3 separate regions of the Homo sapiens genome follow, and all the other regions are linked to region 1. The links are chromatin loops, found by intact Hi-C in ENCODE. Cell type or tissue: pancreas. All regions are shown on one strand. Region 1 overlaps SHANK2 (SH3 and multiple ankyrin repeat domains 2). Region 2 has its middle 85 kb from the start of SHANK2. Region 3 has its middle 91 kb from the start of SHANK2.

Region 1 (4,000 bases):
GCTGGAAGTCCAAGGTCAAGGGGTAGGCAAGGTTGGTTCCTTCTGAGGCTTGAGGGGGAATCTGTCCCAGATTCTCTACCTCTACCCCAGCTTCTGGGGGCTTACCAGAAATCTTAGCATTGCTGGGTTTGCAGATGGGACACACCAGTCTCTGCCTTCCCATTCACGTGGTCGTCTCCCCGTGTGCATGATGCCGTGTCCAGATTTTCTCACTTTTTTTTAAAATTATACTTTAAGTTCTAGGGTACATGTGCACAATGTGCAGGTTTGTTACATATGTATACATGTGCCTTGTTGGTTTGCTGTACCCATTAACTCGTCATTTACATTAGGTATTTCTCGTAATGCTTTCCCTCCCCCAACCCTCCACACTAAGACAGGCCCCCATGTGTGATGTTCCCCTGCCCTGTGTCCAAGTGTTCTCATTGTTCAATTCCCACCTATGAGTGAGAACATGCAGTGTTTGGTTTTCTGTCCTTGCGATAGTTTGCTCAGAATGATGGTTTCCAGCTTCATCCATGTCACTTCAAAGGACATGAACTCATTCTTTTTTATGGCTGCATAGTATTCCATGGTGTATATGTGCCACATTTTCTTAATCCAGTCTATCATTGATGGACATTTGGGTTGGTTCCAAGTCTTTGCTATTGTGAATAGTGCCGCAGTAAACATACGTGTGCATGTGTCTTTATGGTGGCATGATTTATAATCCTTTGGGTATATACCCAGTAATGGGATCACTGGGTCAAATGGTATTGCTAGTTCTAGATCCTTGAGGAATTGCCACACTGTCTTCCACAACAGTTGAACTAGTGTACACTCCTACCAACAGTGTAAAAGCATTCCTATTTCTCCACATCCTCTCCAGCACCTGTTGTTTCCTGACTTTTTAATGATCGCCATTCTAACTGGTGTGAGATGGTATCTCATTGTGGTTTTGATTTGCATTTCTCTGATGACCAGTGATGATGAGCATTTTTTCATGTGTCTGTTGGCTGCATAAATGTCTTCTTTTGAAAAGTGTCTGTTCATATCCTTTGCCCACTTTTTGATGGGGTTGTTTGATTTTTTCTTATAAATTTGTTTAAGTTCTTTGCAGAAGAAACTGAATGCCTTCCTTACACCTTATACAAAAATTAATTCACGATGGATTAAAGACTTAAATGTTAGACCTAAAACCATAAAAACACTAGAAGAAAACCTAGGTAGTACCATTCAGGACATAGGCATGGGCAAGGACTTCATGACTAAAACACCAAAAACAATGGCAACAAAAGCTAAAATAGACAAGTGGGATCTAATTAAACTCAAGAGCTTCTGCACAGCAAAAGAAACTACCATCAGAGTGAACAGGCAATCTACAGAATGGGAGAAAATTTTTGCAATCTGTCCATCTGACAAAGGGCTAATATCCAGATTTACTCCCTTTTTAAGGACACAGTTATTGCATTAGGGTCCACCCTGCTCCTGTATGACATCATCTTAACTTGATTACGTCTGCAAAGATCCTATTCCCAAATAAATCACATTCATAGGGTATGGGCATTAGGACTTCAACATTTATTTAGAGGGGCACAGTTCAGCCCATAACAACATGTCTTATTTATATTCTGTTTGATCCTGACAGCAGCCCTGAAGTTAAGTAGTGGCTCTGATTTTCATGGGGGAATCAGAGGACTGCTGGGTGGGTGGGTTTCCCTAGGAATCAAGGTTGGTGTGCCCCACTGGGTTGCAAACCCAGGCTTTCCGACCTTTGAGCTCTTGCTCCTTCTAGATGATTCTCAAGGTGGTGCTCTTAGCATTTTCTGGAGCAGATGGTTCTTGCTTTGTGGGGTTGGCCCCCGTGCTGCACAGACACAGCATCCCCACCCTGTCCACAAATGACGGTGGACACCTATCTTTGCAATCACCTGCAGTGGCACAGAAGTCCCCTGAGAGGCAGTTTGGAGCCCTGTGCTCCTCCAAGGAATTGCCCCTTGGCTGAAGCTTCTCTGCAGGTGTCAGGGAGGGAGCCATGGGCTCTGTGGATGTTGGAGCTTGAATTGGAGGGGCCTAGAAGGATTCCTGCAACTGAAGGGTGAGTAGTGAGCGGCCCCACCTGGTCACACCTGATACAGCTTGTTTCTTGTGCCAGGAGTTTCCAGAGAGTCCTTGCTTAGCCAAGGATGGGGGAGGGTGCGGGTCTGGAAATCTTTCTGGAATAAACAACTGCCCCCACCCAGCCTCACAGCCCTGTGGGGAGCTTTGAGAGCCACACGTGAGCTCAGCCTTTGACATTGGAAGGGAGAAACAGGAGCTTTTGTGCACAGGGTCAGGTTTCCTGGCAGGGAGGACTCTGGCCGCCCACTGAACCCGACCTCCTGTTGGCCGTCCCAGGATCATTTTCCCAGCGATGAGGAACTTACCCTCGGGCTGTCTTGGGAAGATGATAGGGCCTTTTGCTTTCTTGGGCACAAACCCACAGAATCCTCAGATAGAGAATTGGTTTGAGTCTTATATTCAATCAAACCTCCTTTTGTTCTGAACACTTTGACAGTGACAAAGTGAATTATTGAGCCCCTGCTGACAGCTGTTCAGTAGAATATAATTTTAATTCAACAAAAATTAGAAGTCATGGCTAGAAGTGGATTTGCCTGGCCTTTGCCTTTCCTGGCTCACTGGTGAGTCTCACAGAGGGGACCTGGGAACATGACCAAGTTGTTGTTATTTCAGTCCTCAGAGGTGCTATTATATGTTTGAAGTGTTGTGATTGGTTTGCAGGCCCTGTTGACACTATTTAACTTTGCAAAAATGAACTCTCATGGCAACTGATTTGATTTTCCATCAAATCGTTTTTCCGTAATTGCTTTCCTGTGTCCTTTGGGAGGAGAGGTGATGACTGCATTTTTAAAGCTTTTGTGTTCAGAGTCAGCGTAGGTAGTATGAAAACTTTCTCGTCAGTGTGGTTATAAGACAAGGCTTCCACCGAATCTGAAATGCTAAAGAACGATCCATGTCAAAATTAAGTCACATTGAAATATGCGCGGGCTGTGGCTCTGAATGTGTGTTCCCCAGGACGGCAGCAGCAGTAGCACCTTGGGATTTGTCTGAGATGTAGGTTCTCAGGTCCCACCCAGACCTGCTGAATCAGACATCATGTTAGGGAGACATAAGTGGGGTCTCTGACCTGTGTTTTTCAAACTGCTGGAGTTTGAGAAGTGCCATGCAAGTGAGAGAGGGCCCTGAGGTGACAGGTGGTCATTGATGACCAAAAAGACACTATGAGGGCTAGAGAATTTTTTTTTTTTTTTTTGAGATGGAGTCTCGCCTTGTCGCCAGACTGGAGTGCAGTGGTGCAATCTCGGCTCAGTGCAACCTCTAATTCCCTGATTCAAGCGATTCTCCTGCCTCAGCCTCCAGAGTAGCTGGGATTACAGACACGCACCACCATGCCCAGCAAATTTTTGTATTTTTAGCAGCGATGGGGTTTCGCCATGTTGGCTAGGATGGTCTTGATCTCCTGACCTTGTGATCTGCTTGCCTGGACCTCCCAAAGTGCTGGGATGACAGGCGTGAGCCACCGCACCCGGCCAGTGCTGGAGATTTGAGTCCATGGTGAGATCAAGGCCAAAGAGACCAATGCCTCGGTCTTTCCTTTTTCCCTTTTATATTTACCGAATGTCTGTGTCCCAGCAACCAGTAGGCTTTATTTTTCACTGTGAAAAGCCGTGGGTTCACTGCTCAGAGGAAGTGTCGGGAAGGGGTGGAAGCAGCTTTGCCTCTCTGACCACGCGCCCCACATGGGTGACTCAGGTAGCGTCCTCTGTCACTCATCAGCTGTCTTTGTCCTTCCTGGCAGAAATGCATTCGATTTAACCCGGATGCCACAGTGTGGGTTGCAAAGCAGCGGATCCTGTGTACATTAACCCAGAGTTTGAAAGATGTCCTGAACTACGGCCTGTTCCAGCCGGCCAGCAATGGGCGTGACGGCAAGTTCCTGGATGAGGAGCGGCTCCTGCGC
Region 2 (4,000 bases), 220 kb before region 1:
CCAGCTCTGCGGGCTCCAGAGAGACCACACACGGGTAGCCGCTGACTCACCTACACCTCAGCCCTGGGTGACCTCTTGGTTACAGGTAACCATGCGGCAGCCACCAGGCTCTGTCCCCTGCCTGCTGTGTTTTGGAGGTAGAGCCTGTGCTGGGAAGCACAGTTCCCGAAATGGTCTCCTTCGGCCTCCCAGGGCGATGCATTAGAAGTAACGAGAAGCTTCCCTGTCTGTCTGGATGGGGAGACCAGCAGGCCTAGACTTGCTAAGCAAATGTGTTTCCTCTTTGGAAAATGACTGTCCCTGGCAGCTCCCTGCCTGGACAGAGTCGGGTGCATAATGGACCTTAACTATGCGTGGGTGTGAGGAACAGGAGGGCCGGAGGCAGGCGCGGGGGCCAGACCACCCAGAAGCATGTGCTTTTGAAAGTGAAAATGAGCCATAATGACCCAGAAGGGTGTTGCTGCTTCATATTGGACTCCCAGTGGTGGAATACGTGAGAATGCTTTCAATTTTGTCGTTGAGACACCGTTGATTCTGGGATACGGCTGTGCGTGCGTGCTCTTCATCGTGGTGGAAATGGCTTGTCTTAATAAGCTCTGGAGCAAATGCAGGCTTTCAGAGTCACGCTGCAAAAACAGCATTTGGCTGTCTGCAGAGCTCCCCCAAAGCAAAGCAAACGTAGGACATGAGAGTCAAGAGAAAAAATCCTGGAGGAGGCAACCAGGGTGTGAGGGGGCCAAGACTTAGCAAATAAAAGTAACAGGGTGCATAGTTATATTGGAATCCCAGACACACAGTATTTTTTTTTTACATATAAGTATGTCCAAATAGTGCATGAGGCATACTTACACTAAAATAAATAATAACCCACTGTTTATCCCACATGTTATCTGGCAGCCCTGTACGGGGAGCGAAGCTCTGCCTGCCGCACATTAAATGAGTTTGGCTTGCCATCATTTCTGAAGGTTGAATTGTTGTTTCTGAACATTTTAACCCCTTGGCAGAAAGGAGGAGATTAGCTTAGCAAGTACTTTAATGGGTAGTTCACACGCTGCTATTTGCTATGGTAGTCTCCTCTGTCAGGCCGTTCTTGCATTGCTATAAAGAAATACCTGAGGCTGGGTAATTTATACAGAAAAGAGGTGTCATTGTGTCTCACGAACAGGAAGCATGGTGCCAGCATCTGCTTCTGGTGAAGCCTCAGGAAGCTTCCGATCATGGTGAAAGGTGGCAGGGAGCCAGCGTGTCGCAGCGTGAGAGATGGAGCAAGAGAGCGACGGGGGAAGGGGCCACACACATTTAAACAATTAGATCTTGCATAAACTTCCCGAGCAAGAACTCACTCATTGAAGGAAATAATGTATGCAGTGGCCCATTTCCAAGACAAAGTGCCTTAAATTGGCTTAGGTCAGCAAACTACAGAAGAAACAGGATATACTAGGCCCCTGCTTGGATAGCCAAGGCCCGCTTGCCAGCCCTCCAACCCCCTTGGTTGCCCTTACGTGAACTGAAGAAGTTTAGTCTAAGATGAAAGTTTACAGGCCGGGGGCAGTGGCTCACGCCTGTAACCCCAGCACTTTGGGAGGCCGAGGCAGGCGGATTACTTGAGGTCAGGAGTTTGAGACGAGCCTGGCCAATATGGTGTAACCCCATCTCTACTAAAAATACAAAAATTAGCCAGGCATGGTGACGCGTGCCTGTGGTCCCAGATACTCGGGAGGCTGAGGCAGAAGAATCACTTGAACCCAGAAGGTGGAGGTTGCAGTGAGCTGAGATTGTGGCACTGCACTCCAGCCTGAGCAACAGAGCGAGACTCAGTCTCAAAAAAAAAAAAAAAAAATGAAAATGTACTAGCCTGCAAAATAGCTAGCTTTTTCTGTTCTTATCAGCCTGCCCAGATACTTAAGTCATAAGTCAAATACTTGAAGAGCCCCCGAGCTGACTAGGATTGCAGTGCATTGTGGGCTGCAACAAAGTGCAGCAGGACAACTCCCAAAAATAAAACACCTGAAGTCCCTGCCTAACAATCAATAGGCAACATCTGGGAAGATTGTGACCCCACAGTACTCAGCCTATGAAGAACCAGGGGAGCGACCTGTGCACTGGGGGATGAACTGCTTGTTGAAACCGTGCTGGGTGTGCCTGCCCATCGACACCTGATCTTGCAAAGGCATCATTAAAAGTCTCATGTTCACCATTCTCCAGGTGCCTGAGTCCATTCTTTGGGTTTGGATGGGTGAGTTTGTTTATCACATCATCACCAAGGGGACAGTGCTAAGCCACTCACGAACGAGCCACCCCCATGATCCAATCACCTCCCACCAGGCCCACACCTCCAACACTGGAGATTGCAGTTCAACATGAGCTTTGGAGGAGACAAACATCAAAACCACGACAGCTCCTTTTCCCCTCTGTGCAGGCTGCACCCACAGCTGCTCCAGGGCTACGTGGCTGGATGCAGTGCTATGCAGAAAGCATGCTCCTTCATCTTTAAAAAACCCTGCAGGGTAGGGATCCTTGTTCCATTGTGAAGATAACTGTGTAAGGCTCAGAGAATGGCAAGAACTGCTCTAGCTCATGCAGCACATTAGCCAGGGTTCTTTAGTTGTAAGCAAGAGAAAAACAGGTTCTGTCTTGCATAAGCAGAACAGAAATGTATTAGAAAAATAAAGGGCAGCACAAACATGGCCAGAAGGAAGGGAAAACGCTGCGGAACTGGTGACAGGAGGTGTGCGTGGACATATGCCCTGCCGGCCCCAGACACAGGCCACCAGGTCACACTGGCCTCTCCCAGTCTCAGCCTCCTTTTCCCATGGTTCCGATCCACAGTTCAGGGCAGACATCTGATTGGACACAATTTACAGTGGCTGCATCTGACTGTCCCTGTTTAGGACAGGTGCATCTGATTGGGCAAGACTTTCAGGGAAAGGACACCTGATTGGACAAATGACTCAGGGCAGGCTCATCTGATTGGCTGAGTCAATCCACATTCCCATGCCCAGCTTCCAGGGAGGCTGGAAAGCAGAAGGGACCAGTGCTTTTAGAGTGTGTCTTAGAAGGGCAGATTATCCTTACCAAGACCTAAGGAGGCAGGTCCTGGAGAAACACAGCACCAACAACCAATATCTGTGCTCAGCTATGAAGCCGTGGGGTGGGAAACTAAAGGGAACCTGGACGGGTCCAGCCCCAAAGCCCCTGTTCTTTCCATTTTCCGTGCTGCCTCTGGGCAAGCCTGGGCCCTGGGTGGGCTCACAAGCCATGGGGTACCCCTCTCTATAAGCCTCTCCAGCACCACCTTTCAGAGCTCAAACAGCAAAGCACATCGCCAGAGGACACTGCCTGTGGGACAAATAAGTGAGCTACAAAAATGGCTTGGCACTGATTCTGGTGCTGCTCTAAGTCACAAAACCTTTCTCATCGAATATCTCATTATCCCTGCAAATCAGCCGATTGCACAGATAAGGGCGGCAGCCATATGGTCCGGCTTGCTAGGACAATCCCTGTTTTACACCTGTTGCCCTGGTGGAATTATTGATGGCACTGGTGCTCATTCTCAGAACTGTGCAATGTGGATGATGGATGGTCCCCTACAGATGAGGAGGAATTCTGAACTAAAGATGGGCTTGGCATGTCCTGGTGCAATTTCACCACCGTGCACCTGGATGTGGTCTTCCTCATAATTTTTTCTGCTCATTTGTACCTCTAGCATTTCCTTTGTTATTCTTGCCAGGAACATAAATTGAGATGAATAAAAAAGACATTGTGGCCTCTGGCTCCCAAGATCACATCTTCTCAGCTGCACTCTTGGAACACAGCAAAGTCAGGGTGATTTCTCTTCAGGGCTCCGCACAGAGCAACACCTTCCAGTCAACTGCCCTTGGCCAAAGCACAGGAGGCAGCTCCATCATTCTAATGGCTAATGAGGAAGTTTTCCTGCAGGTGAGCACAGAGCCACCTCCAGAGCCCAGAAGTTTCCAGGGCTGTCTTCCAACTTCTGGGT
Region 3 (4,000 bases), 220 kb before region 1:
CGTGCAGCCCGGCTAAAGAGCTGCATTCCCAGCCTGCGCCCCTGCTAGGTCTCGTCATGCGACACATCTAAGAACCACGCGATGTGACTGGCGGCTGCAGGATGAAGTCTCTGGGAAAGTGGCTTAAAAAGGACAGGCTAGGCCAGGCGGGGTGGCTCACGCCTGTAATCCCAGCACTTTGGGAGGCCAAGGTGGGTGGATCACCAGCGGTCAGGAGTTCCAGACCAGCCCGGCCAACATGGAGAAACCCTGACTCTACTAAAAATAAAAAAATTAGCCAGGCGTGGTCATGGGCACCTGTAATCCCACCTACTTGTGAGGCTGAGGCAGGAGAATCACTTGAACCCAGAAGGCAGAGGTTGCAGCGAGCCAAGATCACGCCACTGCACTCCAGCCTGGGCAACAAGAGCAAAACTCCGTCTCAAAAAAAAAAAAAAAAAGAAAAAATCACCAGGAATGCTTGTTAAAACCTAGATTCCTGGCCTCAACACCCAATTTGCCAGTCTGGGGTTGGGCCCAGGACTTTTCTTTCCTGATAAACTCTCAGGGGCTGCTGCTGACCTCAGATCATACCCTGAGTAGCAAACTCACTGGGGCACAGGCTAGTCCCGGGAAATCCTGCAAGTTGAGGTTATGAACCAATTCACCTATGAGCTCTCCAAGGGCAGGAGCTGGGTTTTATCCACTCACAGACGCTTACCCCACTCGCTTTTCCTCCCACGGCTCTGCCGTGTACACCCCGTGTTCCAGTCCTTCTGAATACGGCTGGTCACTGAACCAATGACACAGTCCACTCTCTTGTTGACTTACGAAGCCCACATGCACCAGGCACGGTGCCTATGCGTGGGGCAGGCCTGGGGTTCGGCCTTTCTGACCAGCACCCCCGTGATGAAATGCTGCTGTTCACAGGCCACCCTGGGGTAGTCAGGGCCAGGGGTCCCCTCCCCACCTCCTAAAATAAATGCAGGATCTAAGAGCAGCACTTGCTCCTCTCCAATGCCAGGTGCAGACATGGGAGAGCAAGGCCGGGAATGCTGTCTGGAGGACCCCCCAGCAACTTCCTTCTCCCAGAAAAGCAGAAGTACCTGTCCACTCACACTACAGTGACTTTCAGCAGTTTCTGGGGTTAATTTCTCAAAGTAAACTGCTCAGGACCACCTCATTCCCTTCTCTAAATCCCATGTCTCTGCACACTCCACAGGGGGCTGTGAGGAGGGGGCGTCTAGCTGTGTATCAGCTGGGGCTGGGGCTGCAGATGCTGGGCCTGCTCTCCTGTTTGTTGGACGCTTTGGCCCCAGTCTCCTGGTTGGGAAAACAACACAGACCCTTTAGGCTGAGAACAAAAACTCCAGCCTCCGTGGGGTCTCTGGAAATGGTTGAACTCCCGTACAGGAGTCTGAGAAGGGGACACACAGATGGGGGAACAGGAGCAGGTTTGGCCTCACGGAGGGGTGGGCAGTGGCTCCTTCGTCCTGGTCAGGAGCAGGGCACGGCTTCCTGAAGGAAATGTACCTGCTGTACTGTAGCCTGGCACAGAACTAGGGCATCTGCAGATCTAAACAGGGTGAGCCAGGAGATGAGGGGCTGCAACAGGGGAGAGGAAAGGGACGGGCAGGAGGAAGCGGGAGGAAGAGGAGTGGGAGTGAGCGGAGGGAGGAGGAGGGAGAGGGCAAGAGGAAGAGGAGGGAAAGCAGCTCTCACTAGTTCAGCAATGACCAGGACGGTGTTGTGCATTCTCTGTCTGGTATAACACAATAGCCCTACCAGGGAGGCTGTATTTCTAGCCCCACTTTACAGAAGGGGAAACTGAGATGTAGGGAACTTCAGGAACTTGTCAAAGGCCATTCAACCCTGAGTGGCAATGCTCAAACTCAGGGCTCTGCCAAAACCCCGGCTCTTGGCCTGCAGAACCCGAGGAGGGCAGGGGACCAGCAGGGGCTTTGGCCTCCAGGTCAGGACGCGAATTCTAATCCCAGCCTGCAGAGGGAGCATGTGGGTCAAAGGAGTTGGCAGCTGACTGGGTTCCGGGTGGGAGGGAGGAGCATGGAGTGGCCTTGGGGTTCCACAACGGGTGCTCAGGGTGATGACAATGCTGTCCCTGAGCCTGAGCCTGCTGCAGAGCACAGGGACATCGGGAGGAGGACGTGGTAGGCCTGGGTGTGAGCAGCCGTGTCAGGGGCCGCAGGGAGGGTGGATGGGAGCATGGGCGTTGAGAATGTGGCTGCAGGTGGGCTTCCTGAGTCCCCAGCCTGTGGGTGGGGCGAGGGCCCTTCCCTGGGTGAGGAGAGCCCGGGAAAAACAGCATCGGAACGGGTGGAAGAAGGGACGGAACCCACAATGGACCCCGGGAATGGGGCAAGTGGAGCGTGACCAGGGCGTGGGGACAGGCCTTCTTGGAGAGAGGGTCCCCGAATGCAGGGCTGGGAAGTGAGGAGGCGAAATGGGAGCGGGACAGCTCTTCTGGAAGCTTGGCTGGGAAAGGTGGTCTGGGGTTCTCTCTCTCTCCCCACTCCCTGCCTGCTTCTGCTTCAGTATCAGTGCATGAGTCAGCTGGGGCTGCAGTCACAAAGCCCCACAGGTGTTTATCCTCTACAGTTCTGGGGTTGCAGCCCAAGATCAAGGCAGCAGAGTTGGTTCCTCCAGAGGCCCTTCACTGTGGCTTATAGCTGCCACCTTCCCTGTGTTCCCCTGTGCATGTCTGTGCCCTCATCTCCTCTTTTGATAAGGACACCAGTCAGATGGGTTTAGGGCCCACCCATGTGACTTCATTTTAAAATAATCACCTCTATAAAGACCCTATCTCCACCAGGCACGATGGCTCATGCCTGTAATCCCAGCACTTTGGGAGGCTGAGGCAAGAGGATTGTTTGAGCCCAGGAGTTTGACACAAGCCTGGGCAATATAGTGAGAACCTGTCTCTTAAAAACATATTTTTAAAAAAATTAGCCAGGCATGGTGGTACATGCCTGTGGTCTCAGCTACTTGGGAGGCCAAGGCGGGAGGATCACTTGAGCCCAGGAATTTGAGATCAGCCTGAGCAACATGGCAAGACTTCGTTTCTACAAAAAATAAAAAAGTCGGCTGGGCTGGTGGTGCGCGCTTGTAGCCCTAGCTTCCTGTGAGGCTGAGGTGTGAGGATCCCTTGAGCCCAGGAGGTCGAGGCTGCATTGAACCATGATTGCACCACTGCACTCCAGCCCAGGTTACACAGAGATTTCTGTCTCAAAAAACAAATAAATAATCAAAACAAAGGTCCGGTCTCCAAATACAGTCACATGCTGAGGTGCTGGGGTTAGGATATCAACATAGGAATTGTGGGGAGACACATCTCAGCCCACGGGGATCAGTCGCAGCTTGAACTTGAGCTCTGACGTGGCTGTGGTCGGAGGACTCTGCATTCCTCTGGCTCTGAGATGTGACGTAATCACATTACCCAACCCACTTCTCACGTTCTCCACTGGGAAGCCTCACAAGCACCCCGAGACCTGAGGAGTCACCCTTGACTCTCCCGGGACTTGTTGGCACTCCCTTCAATGCAGACCTCCTGCCCAAGCCCCTGGTTTCTTGCCTGGACGACTGCGAGCCCCTCGCTGGTCTCCTGGGCACCCCCAGCTCTACTCCCTTCCGTTTTCCTCCTTGCAACATTTGTGAAATGCAAACTGGACCATGTCACCCCCTTCCTCAAAGCCTTCAGTGCTGCCCTGTTGCCCTTCGGACAACATTTCACAGCCTGGCCTGCAGGGCCCTGCCTGGCATGGACCTCTCAGCCACATTTTGAGTGGCCAGCCGTGCAACCCATGCCGTGTCTATGTTGGTCATCTTTCCATTTTTTGAATGTCCCAAGCTATTTCCCTCACCTGAGATTTGTCCAGAGCTGCTGCCTCCTCCCGAGATGTCCTCCCTGACTCGTCACCTGGCCAGCTCCTCCCACCTATGGGGGTCCACCTAGGAGCCACCCCATCCCTGCATGTCTGTGCTCCCACCTCAGCTCACCCGAGCA

What was found. A loop is a pair of places that touch in the nucleus more often than their neighbours do. Peaks named below come from ENCODE experiments on the same cell type or tissue, not always from the same donor. Only the 100,000 strongest peaks of a DNase experiment are listed, where the experiment ranks them.
Region 2: a loop joins it to region 1, with 3 times the contacts of the local background. A loop is called at or near these places in 14 of 110 quality-filtered maps.
Region 3: it touches region 1 in a loop (2.5-fold over the local background); 12 of 110 quality-filtered maps call a loop at or near these places.

The regions. Positions count from the first base shown.
Region 1 is chr11:71,118,871-71,122,870 of GRCh38, reverse strand. It overlaps SHANK2 (SH3 and multiple ankyrin repeat domains 2), which reads left to right. Exons shown (of 26, transcript NM_012309.5): 4 at 3,839-4,000. Among named protein-coding and RNA genes, the nearest start is that of SHANK2, 130 kb to the left of the region's middle. In pancreas, a CTCF peak has its summit at 2,102; a DNase peak (open chromatin) is centred at 2,110; H3K27ac peaks cover 545 bases.
Region 2 is chr11:71,335,843-71,339,842 of GRCh38, reverse strand. No RefSeq gene overlaps it. Among named protein-coding and RNA genes, the nearest start is that of SHANK2, 85 kb to the right of the region's middle. In pancreas, no CTCF peak of the experiment used is centred here; no DNase peak of the experiment used is centred here.
Region 3 is chr11:71,341,743-71,345,742 of GRCh38, reverse strand. No RefSeq gene overlaps it. Among named protein-coding and RNA genes, the nearest start is that of SHANK2, 91 kb to the right of the region's middle. RefSeq lists an enhancer at 1,681-2,180. In pancreas, a CTCF peak has its summit at 1,965 (motif pointing right); a DNase peak (open chromatin) is centred at 2,032.